Linked DNA regions of Homo sapiens: region 1 is linked to region 2. Evidence: chromatin loops called from intact Hi-C (ENCODE). Cell type or tissue: heart left ventricle. All regions are shown on one strand. Each heading gives the region's core, and the rest is flanking DNA. Links, peaks and the distances in the headings are about the cores only.

Region 1 (8,924 bases), core at 4,077-6,576, 63 kb after region 2:
CCGGGGCTGCACGCGGCGCTTGCGGGCCAGCTGGAGTTCCGGGTGGGCGTGGGCTTGGCTGGCCCTGCCGGTCCTGGGCAATGAAGGGCTTAGCACCCGGGCCAGCAGCTGCGGACGGTGTACTGGGTCCCCCAGCAGTGCCAGCCCGCCGGCGCTGCACTCGATTTCTCACCAGGCCTTAGCTGCCTTCCCGCGGGGCAGGGCTTGGGACCTGCAGCCCGCCATGCCTGAGCCTCCCACCCCCTCCATGGGCTCCTATGCGGCCCGAGCCTCCCCGACGAGTGCCACCCCCTGCTCCAGGGCGCCCAGTCCCATCGACCACCCAAGGGCTGAGGAGTGCAAGCGCACGGCGCAGGACTGGCAGGCAGCTCCACCTGCAGCCCCGGTGCGGGATCCACTGGGTGAAGCCAGCTGGGCTCCTGAGTCTGGTGGGGATGTGGAGAACCTTTATGTCTAGCTCAGGGATTGTAAATACACCAATCCGCACTCTGTATCTAGCTCAAGGTTTGTAAACACACCAATCAGCACCCTGAGTCTAGCTCAGGGTTCGTGAGTTCACCAATCGACACTCTGTATCTAGCTGCTCTGGTGGGGCCTTGAAGAACCTTCGTGTCCACACTCTGTATCTAGCTAATCTGGTGGGGACGTGGAGAACCTTTGTGTCTAGCTCAGGGATTGTAAACGCACCAATCAGCACCCTGTCAAAACAGACCACTCGGCTCTACCAATCAGCAGGATGTGGGTGGGGCCAGATAAGAGAATAAAAGCAGGCTGCCCCAGCCAGCAGTGGTAACCCGTTCTGGTCCTTTTCCTGACTGTGGAAGCTTTGTTCTTTTGCTCTTTGCAATAAATCTTGCTACTGCTCACTCTTTGGGTCCATGCTGCTTTTGTGAGCTGTAACACTCATCGTGAAGATCTGCAGCTTCATTCCTGAGCCAGCGAGACCACAAACCCACCAGAAGGAAGAAACTGTGAACACATGCGAACATCGGAAAGAACAAGCTCCAGACGCGCCACCTTAAGTGCTGTAACAGTAACCGCGAGGGTCTGCGGCTTCATTCTTGAAGTCAGTGAGACCAAGAAGCCACCAATTCTGGACACATCATGATGACCAGTGGTCCACTTTTGCATAGCAAAGTGCACTGCAGCACAGTCTTCAAACAATGCCTGCTGCATAAATAACCCTTCACAAACATGCTTCTTTAACCTCCGGAGTGGTTATGGGTTTTGGCAAGAAAGTCTGAGATGTGACCAGCTGCATATATTTTACCCTAAGACCTTGCTATAGAAAGGATGTTTTCTGGAGTGTCCATCGTCTTGCAGCTCTCCCAGACGTGGCTTCTGTTGCTTAGTCCTTGTTCAAAATTTCTTTTGGAGAAACTGGATTTGTTAGCCACTTATTTCATTCAGCCTTTGTTCCATAAAAGGGTCATACATGTAAAGTGGCTCCCAAACGCTGAAGGAGCCGAGAAACCAAAAACAAGGCAGATAGATCCAGTTTGTCAGTAAATGGTGATTTGCTGGGGAATTTACAGACAGAAGTGTAGTCTTGGGTGGCAGCAAGTCAGGTAGATCTCCACACCTGTTACCCCCAGACCCAGGGCTTACCCCGGAAAGGGTGTATACTTCCTGTAGAGACAATTAAAAGCAACCTTTCAGAACAGGCAGGAATGCTATGTGCGTCGTAGCCTGTAATTTATGCCATAATATCAAGGTTGCTTTGATCTAAAGGCAGGGGCTGGATGTGGTGGCTAATGCCTGTAATCCCAGAGCTTTGGGAGGGAGAGGAGGGAGGATTGCTTGGGGGCAGGAGTTTGAGACCAGTCTGGGAAACAAAACAACACCTCATCTCTACAAAAAAGAAAACCAAAATTAGTTGGGAGTGGTAGCATGTGCCTGTGGTCCCAGCTACTTGGGAGGCTGAGGCAGGAGGATCACTACAGCCCAGGAGTTAGAGGCTGCAGTGGGCTGAGATTGCACCACTGAACTCCAGCCTAGGTGACAGAGCAAGACCCTGTCTCTAAAAACAAAACAACAAACAAAAAACGAAGACAGGATTTACAGTAAGTACATGTCCTTACCAAGAACAGTAAATAAAGTAGGAATGAGGCCCATGTGACTCATGGGACCTGGGTTAATCAGAAGTCAACATGGCAGATTAGCATCCAAGATGGAGTCACTTTGTCTCCACAGCCTCTCAGCTCCCTCAGTCTTTGGGGGAAGGTTTGCATGCCCCTGCTCACTGAGGAACAGAGAGGCCACGCTGAGCCATATGCAGGCAATCATCATCATCTGCTCACTTAAAGGGATCCAGAAACCAGAAGGGAAAGACAAGTTGAACACCCTGAAAAGGTGCCTCCCACTGATAGGAACTGTGGAAACCCTTATGTGGAAAAGCATGAAAAGAAATAAGATCAGGCAAGGGTGTCCAGCTAGATCATTTTTTAAAAAAATAGTAAAACATGTATTTTCAAATTTTAATAGACAAATTGAAAGAGGCTGGCCATTATAGAGAATTATGCTAGTAATCCGGAAGAGCAAGCGCGAAAAATAACTCAAACAGACACAATTATACAGGAATAAAAATCACCCGGCAAATATAATACATTTGGAGGATAGATCCAGGAAGACTAACGTGCAAGTAATAAGGCTCAAAACAGAGAAAAAGAGACGAAATGGAAGAGAAGAATTAGAAGGGAAAAAAGAAGAGCTGGAATAGAGAAAAAAGATTTGAGTCTGTCTATGAAAAGCTTCACCAAGTACAACTCTGTAAATATACTAAAAAACACTGGTTTATTTATTTATTTATTTTAGACGGAGTCTTGCTCTGTCGCCCAGGCTGGAGTGCAGTGGCGTGATCTCAGCTCACTGCAACCTCCACCTTCCAGGTTCAAGTGATTCTCCTGCTTCAGCCTCCCGAGTAGCTGGGATTACAGGTGCGTGCCACCACACCCAGCTAATTTGTGTGTGTGTGTGTATTTTTAGTAGAGATGGGGTTTCACAATGTTGGCCAGGCTGGTCTCGAACTCCTGACCTCAGGTGATCCACCCACCTTGGACTCCCAAAGTGCTGGGATTACAGGCATGAGCCACTGCACCCGGCCTAAAACCACTGGTTTATATACTTTATTTTATTCTTATTATTTTTTTAAATTTGAGATGGAATCTCACTCTGTCACCGAGGCTGGAGTGCAGTGGCGCAATCTCGGCTCACTGCAACCTCTGCTTCCTAGGTTTAAGAGATTCTCCTCCCTCAGCCTCCCAAGTAGCTGGGATTATAGGCGAGTGCCACCATGCCTGGCTAATTTTTGTATTTTTAGTAGAGATGGGGTTTCACCACTGTTGACCAGGCTAGTCTTGAACTCCTAACCTCAGGTGATCCACCCATCTCAGCCTCCCAAAGTGCTGGGATTAGAGGCATGACCCACCTTGCCCAGCCAGGTTTATATACTTTAAACAGGTGAACTATATGGTATGTAAATTATAGCTCAATACAGCTCTTAAATTTTTACCAGGCACATTATGTAAATAAAAATTTTTATTTCCTGGCCGGACATGGTGGCTCACACCTGTGATCCCAGCATTCTGGGAGGCTGAGGCAGGCAGATCACTTGAGGCCAGGAGTTTGAGACCAGCCTGGCCAACATGGCAAAACCCTGTCTCTACTAAAAATACAAAAATTAGCCATGCGCGGTGGTGCGCGCCTGTAGTCCCAGCTACTTGGAAGGCTGAGGCAGGAGAATCACTTGAACCTGGGAGGTGGACGTTGCAGTGAGCTGAGATCATGTCACTGCACTCTAGCCTGGGTGACAGAGTGAGACTCTGTCTCAAATTTTAAAAAATTATTTCCAAAAATAAACAACAAATGACTCAAATGAATGGGCATTTTGAGCTAGAGGAAGGAGAAAAGGGGGGAGTCCCTGGTGAGCAATTTACCTTGTGATTGATTCACATAGTTGTGCTGTGAGTATCTCATTACTCCCAGCAACTGGGGTGTGCAGGTAGAGTTTGGAAGCATCATTACCCAGCTTTCGTCATGGAATACACCTACTCCTGTAATGTGACAAAGCCCCAGCCCACCAAGCATGCGTGACCCAAGCAAAAGTCCAGGAAGTGGACAGGGTTAAAGGGCTGCCCATCTAGACCTGTGCCTTTGCACTGTGGATTTAGCACAATGATCTTCACGTGGCATCTGTGCCCCCACATCTTGGGCGTACATAAAGACTTCCTGAAGAGTATTATGCAGGCGTGGGTTGTTTGATGGGAACCATTTTCCAGATCTTCAACTTCCGTATGTGCTTGTGGCCTAGAACTGATCTGTCTGAGGGCACCTCTGTGGTCAGGGCTACACTTTTCTGACTCTTCTTTGATGAACATCCAACATTTCCTCTGTAGCTCCCATATTATTATTACCACATTTCCGCAGGGTGTAGAACATTTCAGGGTGTCAAATAAAGCCTTTTAGTGAAGGGATACCTCAAAAACCACCTCTAATTTAGGGATCATATACCCAGAGTAGGACTTCCTGTTTTCTCCTGCCTCATATAAATTCCTGTGAAGGGCTACGTGGAGTGTAAGGAACTGGTAATTTTGGCATGTGTTAAGGTGTTATTTACGCAGATACACTGTAGAATGAAGTAACAGGAGTAATAAAAACTTCTTTTTTTCCTTTCTTTTTTTTTTAACAATCTCTTCTCTTCCATCCACTCTTTAAAAATGCATCCCTCTTGAGGGAGTATCTCATGAGATTGGAGCAAGAGCAGAATCAGCAGAAAGAATAGAGGAGGCAGTGGCTTATTTAACCAAGGAGAAAAATCCCATGGCAGCCAACCCACCTTATCTGTCTGTCTGCCTATTTTAGAATATTCAAGATTTGTCAACAACTTGCTGGGACAAAGCAATGTGCTATGAAGCACACTTCCCTGAATTGTACACCATTTTCTGTAAGGGGAAAGAGCTTCCTGTTCACTAGTTTCTTGGTTTAGGTAACAATTGTGTATTTGGCATGATTTCAAGGAGAAAGATGTTGTAAGCTCCAACTGATTAATGTTACACCTTAAGATAAAAGACACTTAGAGAGGCCATACGGCATGTCAGCTAAGAGCACAGATTGTGGAGCTCGAATTTCTGGTTTCAAATCCAATTTCATTGTGACTTTCCACAAATTCCTTAATTCTTCTGGGTCTCAGTTTCCATATTTGTAAACATGAGAGTGAAAATAGTACCCACTTCATGGGGTTATTGTGAAGGCTTAGAATAGTCCTGCATTTCGTAAGCGCTCTGTAAGTTGTGTTATTTTTAAAATGTTAGGTAAGTGGGCCAAGCGAGGTGGCTCATGCCTGTAATTTCAGCACTTTGGGAGGCGGAGGCGGGTGGATCACCTGAGGTCAGGCTTTTGAGACTAGCCTGACCAACATGGTGAAACCCCATCTCTACTAAAAATACAAAAACTAGCTGGCGTGGTGGCAGGCACCTGTAGTCCCAGCTACGTGGGAAGCTGAGGCAAGAGAATAGCTTGAACCTGGGAAGTGGAGGTTGCAGTGAGCCGAGATTGCACCACTGCACTCCAGCCTGGTCGACAGAGCGAGACTCCGTCTCAAAAAAATGAAAAATAAAAAATGTTAGGTAAGTTAATGATTCATATTTTCTTGAAAATATGGAAAGACGTATCATAAGAGAAGCATTTTTGCTTAATTCACCAAAAAGTTACTGGGGGCTATAAATTGAACACAGAGTCTTACAAGGCACAGGAAATTTTTTAGACGTTTATAAACATATCTTTTGATGCAGAGGAGTATGACAGGGTGATCAATAAAAGCTTTTCAAGCAAAAAATTATTACAGACCATATGACATCCCAGAAAAGACAAAACTATAAAGGCAGTCAAGAGTCAATGGTTGCCAGGGGTTACGAGGGTGGGGTGATGAATAGGTGGAGCACAGAGGATTCTTAGGGCGTGAAACTACTGTATATGATACTACAATGGTGGATGCCTGTCATTGTACATTTGTCAAAACCCATAGAATATACAAGAGTAAACCCTGACGTCAACGAGGTGGGGAGGTTGTGCTTGCGTAGGGGCAGGGAGTCTATGGGACCTCTGTACTTACCACTTAATTTTGCTGTGAACCCAAAACTGCTCTAAGAGATAAGGTTTATTAATTAGACATACTGTGATATATGTATAGCAGTAGAATATTTATGTTACTGGTATTTAATATGATATATGGAGAGAGACCAGTAGAATAATATGGGGAAAGTAAAATGGAACTATAAGTTCGTAGAGCAGGAGGAACCATTTAAAAACCTAGACTATTGAGGAAGAGCTTGCTTATATGTTATTCAAAAGGATAATGGAAGCTAGGTGCAGTGGCTCACGTCTGTAATCCCAGCACTTGGGGAGGCTGAGGCGGGAGGATTGCTTGAGCCCAAGAGTTCAACACCAGCCTGAGCAATATAGTGAGACCCCCCACATCTCTTAAAGTAAAATAAAATTTAAAAAAAGGATAATGATGAGTATTGAGATGCTGCTAGTGTTTAGAGTCTACTGGAAACATTTTAAAGAGTAGTAAAAACTTTTATTATTTCAATGTCTACATTTACAATATGGTAGAAATTACATTCTTTGCAATAATTAAATGTATGATAAAAAATTTAGATTAAACATAGACAGAGGAGGGAAAACAGCTTTTCAAAATTGTTTTTGAACGTATACACAACAGAAAATTTGAAGATGGGCACTCAAGCACATAGGACATTTCTACACAAATGGTGGCTCCAGATAGCTGAAGAAGCTTAAGCAGCTGTAGGAGAGATCTCCAAATCCAGGGACAGTGGCTGCCATCAGAGTGGTCCGTTTGTGGGAAAATGGGTCACAGACATAGACCATATCAGGCTATATTTCACAGAAAATCTTCTTCTTTTTGTTACTTTCTGATGAACTATATGCTATATGGAAGGTACCATTGAGACTCCTTGTGATGAAAATAACTCTACTTGAATTGGGGGTAAACTAAAATTAGAAGGGAAAGCAGACCCCTTGTCCAGCCAGGTTGAAGAAAATCTAAGCCGGTACAGGGTGAGGTTGAGAGAGATGGCAGCGAGAATCTGGAACACAGGCCTTTCCTAAATCAAACTTTCAGCACAGGTCATTCAAGGGCGAATTTCAAATCTATGCTATGTTTATAAATTGTGTACTCTACGTAATTGCCGGGTCCCTGGAATTCCCTACTCTGTGCGAAACTAATCTCTTACTCTCTAAAACAAACCCAAGTCCTAAGCCCACAACCCCTGTTTGCTCTTTCCTTCCTAGTCATCAGAACCCTCATGACTCAGACTCTCCAAGGAGGCATTTAAAAAAATGTTCTCGGACCAGTCAGCTCCACTCGAGCAACCTGCTCTTAACTCATTAATTTTCCCGACATGTCCCTTATGATGACTCGTCCATCTGTTTTTCAAATTCCACATAGCTGGGCCTCTGTAGCTTTGTGGTTTTATATTCCGCATACTTTCTAACAGTGACAGCTCCAGAATTTCTATGTCAGATGAAGTTGGGAACAGGCAGTCTGGTTGGAGGAAGATATTCAGGGGCCAGACTCAAAGTCCTGTTTGGACATGACAACCTCCTTTTATAATGGCGAAGAGCACAGGCTCTGCAGCTGGACTGATAGTTTAATTCCTGACTCCATCACTTACTAACTTTGTGAGTTTGGCCAAATTACTTGACTTCTCCATGGTTTAGTTTCCTTATTTGTAAAATGAAGACAATGGTAGTACTGTGTCTCAGAGTCGTTGGATGCCAATGCAGGATCCCAGTGACCAGATGGAACGAGAGGGAGCTCAGGAGAGACCAGCTTGAAGGGCCGAAGTCTTGTTCCCACATTGCCAGTAGGAGGCATAAATTCCCCCTCAGAGGACGTGCAGGAAAGAAGTGGAGGGGAGAGCCCTTGAAATGGGGGGAAAACAGTCCTGAGAGGGGCATTAAATTTCATATGGCCAAGTATTTACCCAAAAGAGACCTGAAACATTGTTTTCTTTTTCTTTCTTTTTTTTTTTTTTGAGACGGAGTCTCACTCTGTCACCCGGGCTGGAGTGCAGTGGTGCGATCTTGGCTCACTACAACCTCTGCCTCCCGGGTTCAAGCAATTCTCCTGCCTCAGCCTCCCAAGTAGCTGGGATTACAGGCACCCGCCACTACGCCCAGCTAATTTATTTTTATTTTTATTTTTATTAGAGATGGGGTTTCACCATGTTGATCAGGCTGGTCTCAAACTCCTAACCCGCCCACCTTGGCTTCCCAAAGTGTTGGGATTACAGGCGTGAGCCACCAAAATTTTTTTCTTTCTTATTGTTTTTAATTCTCCCCCCAAGCTTACTGAGGTAAAATAGACAAAAATTATATGTTTTCAGCGTGTACAATGTGTTGATTTGATGAGTATACATTGTGAAATAATTACCACTATCAAACTAATGAACACATCACCAACACATATTTACCATTTCTTTTCTGTGTGTGTTAGCAAATTTCAGATAGACAATACAATATTGTTAATTATAGTCTCCATGTGATTAAAGTTCCAGAACTCATTCTTCTTATAACTGAAAGTTTGTACCCTTGACTGTTGTTTTTAATCTTTAAATTGAGGCTTAAAATATATGCAGTAAAATGTGCAGAGTGGACACATAAGTGCTCAAGTCGTTGAATTTTATTTAATTCTTTAATGTATTTATTTTAAAGAAATAGAGACAGGGTCTTGCTATGTTGCCTAGACTGCTCTTGAACTCCTGGGCTCACACAATCCTCCCACCTCAGCCTCTCAAGGTGTTGGGATTACAGGCATGAGCCACCGCACCCGGCCAATTGTTGAATCTTAACACATGCATACACTCACCTACCCGCTTTCCAGATCAAGATGTGCCACATTC
Region 2 (8,924 bases), core at 2,691-5,190:
GGTTTGCCCAAGTGCATGGGCTTTTGTGTCATGTGGGCCCGGAAGGGCCAAGTCTGGTCTCTGCCAGTTACCAGGGCAAGTCATTCCCTGATCCGAGGCTCATTTATCCTCATCTGTAAAGTGAGGGTGACAGGTGATAACTCATAGGTGAGGTGCTTAGTACATTCTTCAGTACATAGAAATGCCCAAACAATGGTAGTTGGCAGAGTTGTTTCGTGACTGGCCTCTCAGCCTCCAGCTCAGATGAAGCAACATAGACTGACTGTAAGAGACTGTTTTGGGCCTCCACCTACCTCCAGGTTTCTCCATCCCAGACATCAGCGTCCTTGGGGTGGAGTTGTAGCTCAGAGAGAAGGGAAGGGGGTGTTCATTCACAAACACTGGTTAGTGCTTATTCTAAAGCAGAGATCCTCCACTTCAGCACAATTGGTGTCCTGGGCTGGATAATTCTTTGCTGTGGAGACTGCTCTGGGCATTATAGGATGTCCCACAGCATCTCTGGCCTCTACCCCCTAGATGCCAGTAGCATCCCACTCCAAATTGTGACAAAAATGTCTCCAGAAATTTCCAAATGTTCCCTGATGTGGGCAAAATTACTCCTCCCTGTACAGAACCACCGTCCTAGAGGCTTGGGTCCCTGGGGAAAGGGGGGGGGGGAAGGGGACCAGTGAAAAGGGGGACTGTCAGTCACCCGAGTCTACATGGAGTTGCAGAGGACAGCCTGTGTCTGCCTTAGTTTCTCCATCCTGCAGGATATATTGCCTGGGAGGCAGGCTGCCCAGTTCTGAGTAGTCAGTCTTTGGCCTGACTCCACGGAGCCTCATTAATCTCCCATTAATCACATTAATAAGCAGTTGGCCTCCTCTCCTCTTCCCACCTATTCCAGCCCTGCCCAGGGCTTAGGGACAAGTCACACCAAGTAAGGAGAGGAACCCACATGTCCAGTTCTCTAGTCCTCTCATGAGCCCAAATGCCCTGAGGGCCTGGCCTCCTGCCCTCAGGTCCTGGACCTCTCTATGGCCTTTGCCTGCCCCCACTTCCCTCAGAAAGGCATCCTCCGGCCCTGGCTTCCACTCCATCCAGGCGGAGTGGAAACATTTATTGATTGCCTACTGTGTGCCAGACACTGTCCTAGGCTCTGATGACACAGCAGGGATCCAAGGTGCTTACTTTCCATGGAGACCCACAGTGGGCAGAAAGGGGTTGTGACTTCTCTGTGCTAGAGACCCAGGGAGTCTGTCCTCCCCTACTCCAGCCCCAGGCACTGTCACTGGGGAGACAAGGGAGTCTCTGAGCTAATGCTTGCTTTAGGCAGGAAGTGAGGAAGGGAAGGGGGAGCTCTGGGGTGCTCCTAAAAATGAGATGTCTGCATTTCTGTATAGGAGTGAATGGGGACTTCGAGACAAAGAGACAGCCGCTGAGCTGAGGTGGGAGGGAAGAGGTAGAGTGAAAGCAGAAGCCCCTGTACACCGAGCATCTCTTGGCCAAAGATCTTGGCCTCGGTCCTTCTGGGTGGCCTGACCTGTCTGTGTCCCTGGTGAGGGGTGTGACATATGTCCCTGTGGTTCTGTGTCTTGTCTCTGTCACTGCCTCTGCACTCTCCACATATTGTTGTATGACCTCTGAACATCATGAAGCACCTTTCTCTGCAGCGAGGGTCATTCGAGGGCTTTCTCTCGCCTTTGCTCTTTCACCTGATCCTCGCGGACAGCTCCGCCCAAGGTGGCAAGAATGACCATGTGTGAATAAGGGGTGTGGAAGCTGGGCTGATGCGGGAGAGGTGGGAGGGTGCGCGTGAAGCTGGACACAGATCAGAACGTGAACCCCACCCCATCCTGCTCCCAGCCAGAGCTCAGTCCTTCTAGAACTGAGCCATCTGCTCCCCACTTCCCCAGAGCCCTGGAGGCGCCACCCTCACTTCCCTCCACTGGGGCTGGCTCAGGTGCCTGCTCCTTTCTGGTTCCTCTGCCCTGCCCCCAGATCCCACCCCTCGGCAGGCACCCAGGTGCCTGGCTCCATGACGCAGCAGCTGCGGTCTCCTCTTATCAGGGCTCCCCTGTGGGTTGGGGTGGCTCCATTTGTTTAAGACTTAGTCCTGAGGAGCCCCAGCCCCCATGACGTCAAGATTGGCTCCATATAAGGTGAGGGGTCCGCAGCCCATGGTCCCCAAGCAGCCACCCAGCTCCGACATGGCCCAGCCGGTCCACAGCCTCTGCTCCGCCTTTGGCCTCCAGTGCTGCCTCCTCTTCCTTCTAGCTTCTTGGGGGGCAGGTAAGATGCCCACAGGGGATACAGAAGACAGAAACAGCTTGTTTCTTAGTGTTCATAGCGTTGGACAACAAATAGAAATGAATGAAGGGGGCGGGCACGGGGCTGCTACAGACAGTTGTCTAGAGTGTTCTCTGCTCAAGTTTGCTGGCTAAGGGACATGTAGTAGGAGATGAAATCCAGCCTGTGCTCTGCTCTTTAAAACATGGCTCACAGGGCTGCACCCATCCAGAGGGGGTTTCTTCAAGTTTGCATAAAGACACTGTAGAGGCTGCCAGCCCTGGATGGTGGGGGTAGGCACCTGACATTCATTGAGCACCGTGCACGGAATTCACAGCTGCTCATGGTGATTTCTTTCTTCTTCTTCTTCTTCTTCTTCTTTTTTTTTTTTTTTTTTTTGAGAAGGAGTCTTGCTCTGTTGCCTAGGCTGGAGTGCAGTGGCACAATCTTGGCTCACTGCAGCCTCTGCCTCCCGGGTTCAAGCGATTCTTCTGCCTCAGTCTCCTGGGTAACTGGGATTACAGGCACCTGCCACCACGCCTGGCTCATTTTTTTGTATTTTTAGTAGAGACAGGATTTCACCATGTTGGCCAGGCTGGTCTCAAATGCCTGGCCTCAAGTGATCCGCCTGCCTCGGCCTCCCAAAGTGCTGGTATTACAAGTGAGAGCCACCGTGCCCAGAGACTCATCTCATTTCATCTCAGCATCCCCTGAGGTGGCTAATAATATCCCATCTTATAGTTGAGGAGAGTGGATTCACAATGATTATGTCCCATATCTCACAGCTAGAGGGAGGTAAGCAGGGATTCCAGCTCCACTGCCCCCAGCCCTGGGGGGACAGGTGGAGCTTCTCTCCTGAGAGCTCTGTTTTGTGCAGACCTAGCTTCCAGTCCTGACTCTGACCCATTTGCCTACTCTGGCCTTCCACACCATCTGTAAAATGGGCTGGATGCTGCTGCCCAGCCGTACCAGTATTTGATGCCTACAGAGCATTTACACTGCACCAGGTGTTGCTCTAGGGACTTCATCCACATTTACTCATTTAATCCACATGGAGACTCAGAAAAGTGTGCGTCAAAGGCTCTGTCCCTGTCTTACAGTTGGGAAACATCTCAGGACTTTGATGGGAAAATGACTATGGACAAGTTCGACGAACAAAACATACCCTAAAGATAAGATGAAATTATGAAATTAGTTCACTTAGTCAAGAAACGGACTGCTACTGAACCCGGGGAGCAGAGATGCTGAACACAGGGGCGGTGTGGAGGGCCTGGGCAATTTGGAGGAGGGTCTCCACAAGGCAGATGTAGAACAGCAGATTCAGAGACACTATCTACCCACTGGACAGTCATCCAAGGACAGAGCCATCCACAGGGTGATATTAGAGGCAGTGCCCCTTCCCTGAGCACAGTCAGGTTGAGGCCAGGGGTGGAGGCAGGGGCAGGTGGGTGGTGAATGGCGATGACTGAGGAATCTTTGAGCTGCCTCTGAAAGGTCTCAGCAGTGCGTCCTGTCTGTGCCCTGACTTGATGTCTGTCTCCCCTACCTTGAGGGTCTGGAGACAGAGGTACCACAGCTGCCCAACACCTCCCGGCCCCATCTCTCCCGCCTTTCCTTCCCCTTCCTCTCAGGCGGATTGTCCACTGGCTGCTCTCTCCTCCTTCCATCTTGCAGCTTAAGGAAGAGGAACCTGCAGGGGGCGGAAGGGAATCCACTCCATACACAGTCGCTCTGAGATTTGCTTCAGGGCGGAGATCTGAATTCCTGAGATTCCGATGGGGCCATGTGGGCGTGGTCTCGGAGAGGAGATAGGCGTGGCTGGGCGGCATGGAGGGAGGGGTGGGGAGGACAAGGGGAGCTGGCTGCTCCCATTCTGCAGATTTTGAAGACAAGAGTGAGTGGGTTACAGGTGGGGAGGGCTTGAGGCTGGGCTCGGGTTGTGATGAGGTCGGGTGGAACTGGAGTGTGAATCAGAGCTGGTGCATGGCTGTGCCCAGCAGAGAGAGAGGCCAGGGCAGGAAGGGAAGAGGGACAACTGGGATGGATGAAGCCCTTTAGTCTACCATTCTGGTGAGGAGACCCTGACGTTTGTCCACAGGACCAGTCAACACCCAGACAGATAACTAGATCCTGGAACCCCAGAGTCTGCATCATGCAGTCACAGAACCACAGGTACAATCTAGATTAAATCATCCGAGGGCAGCACAGGTGCAGTCCAGATTAAATCATCACAGAGAGGCATAGGTGCAGTCCAGATTAAGTCACCAGAGGGAGGCACAGGTGCAGTCTAGATTAAAGCATCTGAGGGAGCACAGGTGCAGTCTAGATTAAATCATCTGAGGGAGCACAGGTGCAGTCTAGATTAAATTATCACAGGGAGGCACAGGTGCAGTCCAGATTAAATCATCACAGGGAGGCTCAAGCGCAGTCTAGATTAAATCATCTGAGGGAGGCTCAAGTGCAGTCTAGATGAAATCATCTGAGGGAGCACAGGTGCAGCCCAGATGAAATCATCTGAGGGAGCACAGGTGCAGTCTAGATGAAACCATCTGAGAGAGTACAGGTGAGGCAGGAGATGGGAATTGGGGCTGGGGTCCTTGGAAGAATCTAACAAGAACATTTTCCTATAACAAATGTTATTTGATTTAATTTCTATAACACAAATAATGTATGCTCATTGTAGAAAATGGAAAATAGAAAAAATAAGAAAGAAAAATAAAATCTCTGTATACTCCCTAGTCCCCAAGCAATCATTTGATTATATCTCCCTTTAGCTTTCCTTTTTTTTTTTTGTAGAGACAGGTCTCGCTATGTTGCCCAGACTGGTCTCAAACTGGTGATCCTCCTGCCTCAGACTCCCTAAATGCTAGGATTATAGGTGTGAACAACTGTGCCCACCAGCTTTTCTTTTTCTATGTCTGCATTTTAAGCCACTTATTGAACTCATACTGTATAGGTATTTTAACAAACATTTACCCACATTATTGCAAATGGAGCATGCCATTTATGGGGGTAAGGATACCAGGAAACACTAGAGATGCTCTTTTGGGACAGCGTGCCCTGACAGCGACTCCAAGGCATGAGTTGCTTAGCAAGATATTCTTTCTCCCTTCCTTCCTTCCCTTTCCTTTCCTTTCCCTTCCTTCCTTCCTTTTCTTTCTTTTCTTCCTTTTCTTTCCCTTTCTCTTTCTTTCTTTCTCTGTCTCTCTTTCTTTCTTCTTTCGACAGAGTCTCACTCTGTGGCCCAGGTTGGAGTGTAGTGGCATGATCTTGGCTCACTGCAGCCTCTGCCTCCCAGGTTCAACTGATTCTCCTGCCTCAGCCTCCTGAGTAGCTGGGATTACAGGGTCCTGCCAACACGCCTGGCTAATTTTCATATTTTTAGTAGAGACGGGGTTTCGCCATGTTGGCCAGGCTGGTCTCGAACTCCTGACCTCAGGCCCACAATGGCCTCCCAAAGTGTTGGGATTGCAGGTATAAGGCACTGTGCCCAGCCGATGTCCTCTCTTTCAAATGAGTGAACAAAGCAGATGGCGGGGACCTTTGGCACTGTGCATCGTTTTGATGTTGTGGGATTTGTTCTTATTCTTTTATCCCAGCTGAGCATCCACCTACAGTGTCTTGTGCTAAAGTTGGATTTTCCTCTCTGCACCTCCTGCCTATTCTTCAGTGACCAAAACAGTTCTTTTCGGGCTATGATGGTTGTACGTGGAATGAATATCTCCTGGTGAAAACTTACTAGGGAAATAAGTCACTACCAAAGTAGATCGTCTGGGGCAGAGATGCTCCTCTTGTCCTGGGGGTTTACACTGATTTGCCTCTTGGCTGTGTCAGGGCCAAGGAATCCCTTGAGCTTTACCTCAGCTTTTTACAATCTATGGTTCCACAACTGTTTGATGCAGATCTAAAATTCTAAAATCTTGTTATCTGAGTCTAGTTATGGACTGTGATCCTGTGGTTTAATGACAACTGGTATCCCAGAATTGGTGGGCCAGAGGCCTTCTTTCAACGTCTTTTAATCTCAGAGCTCAATTACTGAACAGCGGAAGTCGCCCTTGGTCTTCCAGCCTGTGGAGGTCACAAATACATTTGGTTTTTACTTAACGTGCATGATGAAATGTTGTTGGCAAGGCTTTTAAGGAGTTTTCATCAGTCTTATTCTTTCATTCATTATTCAACAAATATTTACAAAGTGCCTCCTATGGATCAGACACTGTTCTAGGCTGGAGACAGCGATGAACAAAACAATAAAAATCCCTGCCAGGCCAGGCCAGGCCAGGCCAGGTGCAGTGGCTCACGCCTATAATCCTAATATTTTAGGAGGCTGAGATGAGAGGATCACTGAAGACCAGAGTTTGAGACCAGCCTGGCCAACATAGTGAGACCCTGCGTCTTAAAAAAAAAAAAAAAAAAAAGGTGAGGAGGGGGCATACTGGCTCACATTTGTAGTCCCAGCTGACAGGGAGGCTGAGGTGGGGGTACTGCTTGAGCCCAGGAGGTCAGGACTGCAGTGAGCTGTGACCATGCCACTGCACTCCAGCCTGGTGCAGAGTAAGACTCTATCTCAAACAACAACAACAACAACAAAAACCCCGGCCGGATGCAATGGCTCATGCCTGTAATCCCAGCACTTTGGGAGGCTGAGGTGGGCAGATCATGAGGTCAGGAGATCGAGACCATCCTGGCTAACACAGTGAAACCCCATCTCTACTAAAAATACAAAAAATTAGCTGGGTGTGGTGGCATGTGCCTGTAGTCCCAGCTACTCAGGAGGCTGAAGCAGGAAAATCACTTGAACCCAGGAGGTGGAGGTTGCAGTGAGCCCAGATCGCACCACTGCACTCCAGCCTTGGCGACAGAGTGAGACTCCATCTCAAAAAACAAACAAACAAAAAAAGCCTTGCCATTGTGGAAATTTAATTGTATTTATCACATATCAGAAAGTGATGAGTGCTGTGTTATTAAAACACAGCAGAGAAAGTGGCCCAGGAATGCAGAGGCTGCTGTTTTCAAGAAGGTGGCCACAGCAGGTGAGAGGTGGATGGAGCAGGCAGGGGGGTAGGGCTACTGCTCAGGCTCCCCTTACTACCAGGAGAAGGACAGGGCAAAGCACGAGATTATTTCAGAGACTACAATGTGGATTCAACAAACATTTAAATAGCTTCTGTGCTCCAGAGTCTTCCATGGTCCATACTTCCTTTAATCCTCACATTAAGCTGGTGCAGTCAGCATCATGGTTATTTACAGTCGAGAACATGGAGCTTCAGAGCACTTAAGAGACCTGAGCAAGAATGCAAAACCGCTGAGGGACCGAGCCTGGATGTCAAACCTGTCCTCTGATTCTTTAAGGCCAGTGGAAAATGCCCTTTGCATTGCTGCCAGCTCCTTTATTCACTCAATAGATAGTCATTCATCCCTTATCATGTTTAAAAACATCTGGGGCACAGTGAAAAGTCTAATTTTGCCAATTACTTAACCTCTTTGCGTCTCCTTTCCCCACCTGTAAAACAGTAAGATCACACTCCTCACTTCACAGGTTCATAATTATTTGATTAAATAAACAAATATATGAACAGCACCTTTCAGGGAGTCCACACATGTCAGTGTCTTTCCTTCTTTAAAAGACTGGGCTGACCTATTGGCTGTGCACTGTGGTCTTAACCAGCAATGATCTGGGCCCGGGACCCCAGGATGTGTGTTCAGATTCTGTCTCGACCTCTTACTTGCTGGGTGTCCTTGAGAAGATTACTTAACCACTCAGAACCTTGTTTCTTCATCTATAAAGTTTGGAGAATAGGATAGTTCTCAACCTCAACAGGTTCTTGTGAAAAGTAAATAAGTTAATGTATGCCCTCACTTGTAGAACCTGCCTGTCTCATTGTAGAGCTCTAGAAACGTTGCCCATTGCTATTGTTGTGGGACTATGTACAGGTCACTTTTCCTCCGTGAAATGTAAATTTCTCAGATGTAAAATAGGGGAAGTTGACCGCTTCTAAAGAGCCTTATGGAGCATTGGGAGATCAATCACCATAGAAGAGAATCCAGAAAGAGAATGTCTGTGAGGCCACCAGCCACATCCTGGGGCCGGGGAAGGTGTCCAATAAACAATAGCTATTACTGGTATTGCTGCCAAGGAGATCAGGTAATGGGATTGGGACAGTGGAGTGCAGGCCTGATCATTCAGCCCCCTTCTCTCCCCTCATTCTCAATTCCTTTCAGAGACTTGGGCTTCTCTATTACCCTCACACCCTTCTTGTCCTGCCCATATTTCTTTCAAGGACTAAGCTCCCCAGGCCGATTCTGCCCATCAGCAGGCAGGTGGACTGTGGTTTCTTGTGATTGGGAATAGGTCCAGGTTCCGGTTGCCGCCTTGAGCTAACAGGGACCAGAAACCTCAGTTATGTAATGACACTATCTCTTTCACTCTTTGGTGATCTCTTGGCCTTCACTCTTTTGGCTAGGTATCAGAGACATCTCCTCTGTCTCCATCAGGTTGTTTTTCCATGGAATTAAGGCGTGTATCTGTCCACTGATAGGGGTGTTTTCTCTCACACCCTGTCCTTAAACATAGTCAGTCCCTACCACAATCTAGTTGCCTCGTTTACTCCTGTCAGGACCCCCAAGCAGATATCTTTTCCTTTCAGGATGGCCCCTTT

Evidence for each region. A loop is a pair of places that touch in the nucleus more often than their neighbours do. Peaks named below come from ENCODE experiments on the same cell type or tissue, not always from the same donor. Only the 100,000 strongest peaks of a DNase experiment are listed, where the experiment ranks them.
Region 1: a loop joins it to region 2, with 1.9 times the contacts of the local background. A loop is called at or near these places in 2 of 110 quality-filtered maps.

The regions. Positions count from the first base shown.
Region 1 is chr6:31,000,510-31,009,433 of GRCh38, forward strand. It overlaps a transcript of MUC22 not described here. Among named protein-coding and RNA genes, the nearest start is that of MUC22, 5.5 kb to the right of the region's middle. In heart left ventricle, for the core only: no CTCF peak of the experiment used is centred there; a DNase peak (open chromatin) is centred at 5,356; H3K27ac peaks cover 1,337 bases.
Region 2 is chr6:30,938,811-30,947,734 of GRCh38, forward strand. It overlaps MUCL3 (mucin like 3), which reads left to right and starts at 2,163. Exons shown (of 3, transcript NM_080870.4): 1 at 2,163-2,271. The coding sequence starts at 2,190. LOC124901299 reads left to right here. Exons shown (of 3, transcript XM_047419624.1): 3 at 1-96. HCG21 (HLA complex group 21) reads right to left here. Exons shown (of 3, transcript NR_138040.1): 3 at 7,169-7,768. RefSeq lists an enhancer at 1,999-2,836. In heart left ventricle, for the core only: a CTCF peak has its summit at 3,942 (motif pointing right); a DNase peak (open chromatin) is centred at 4,030.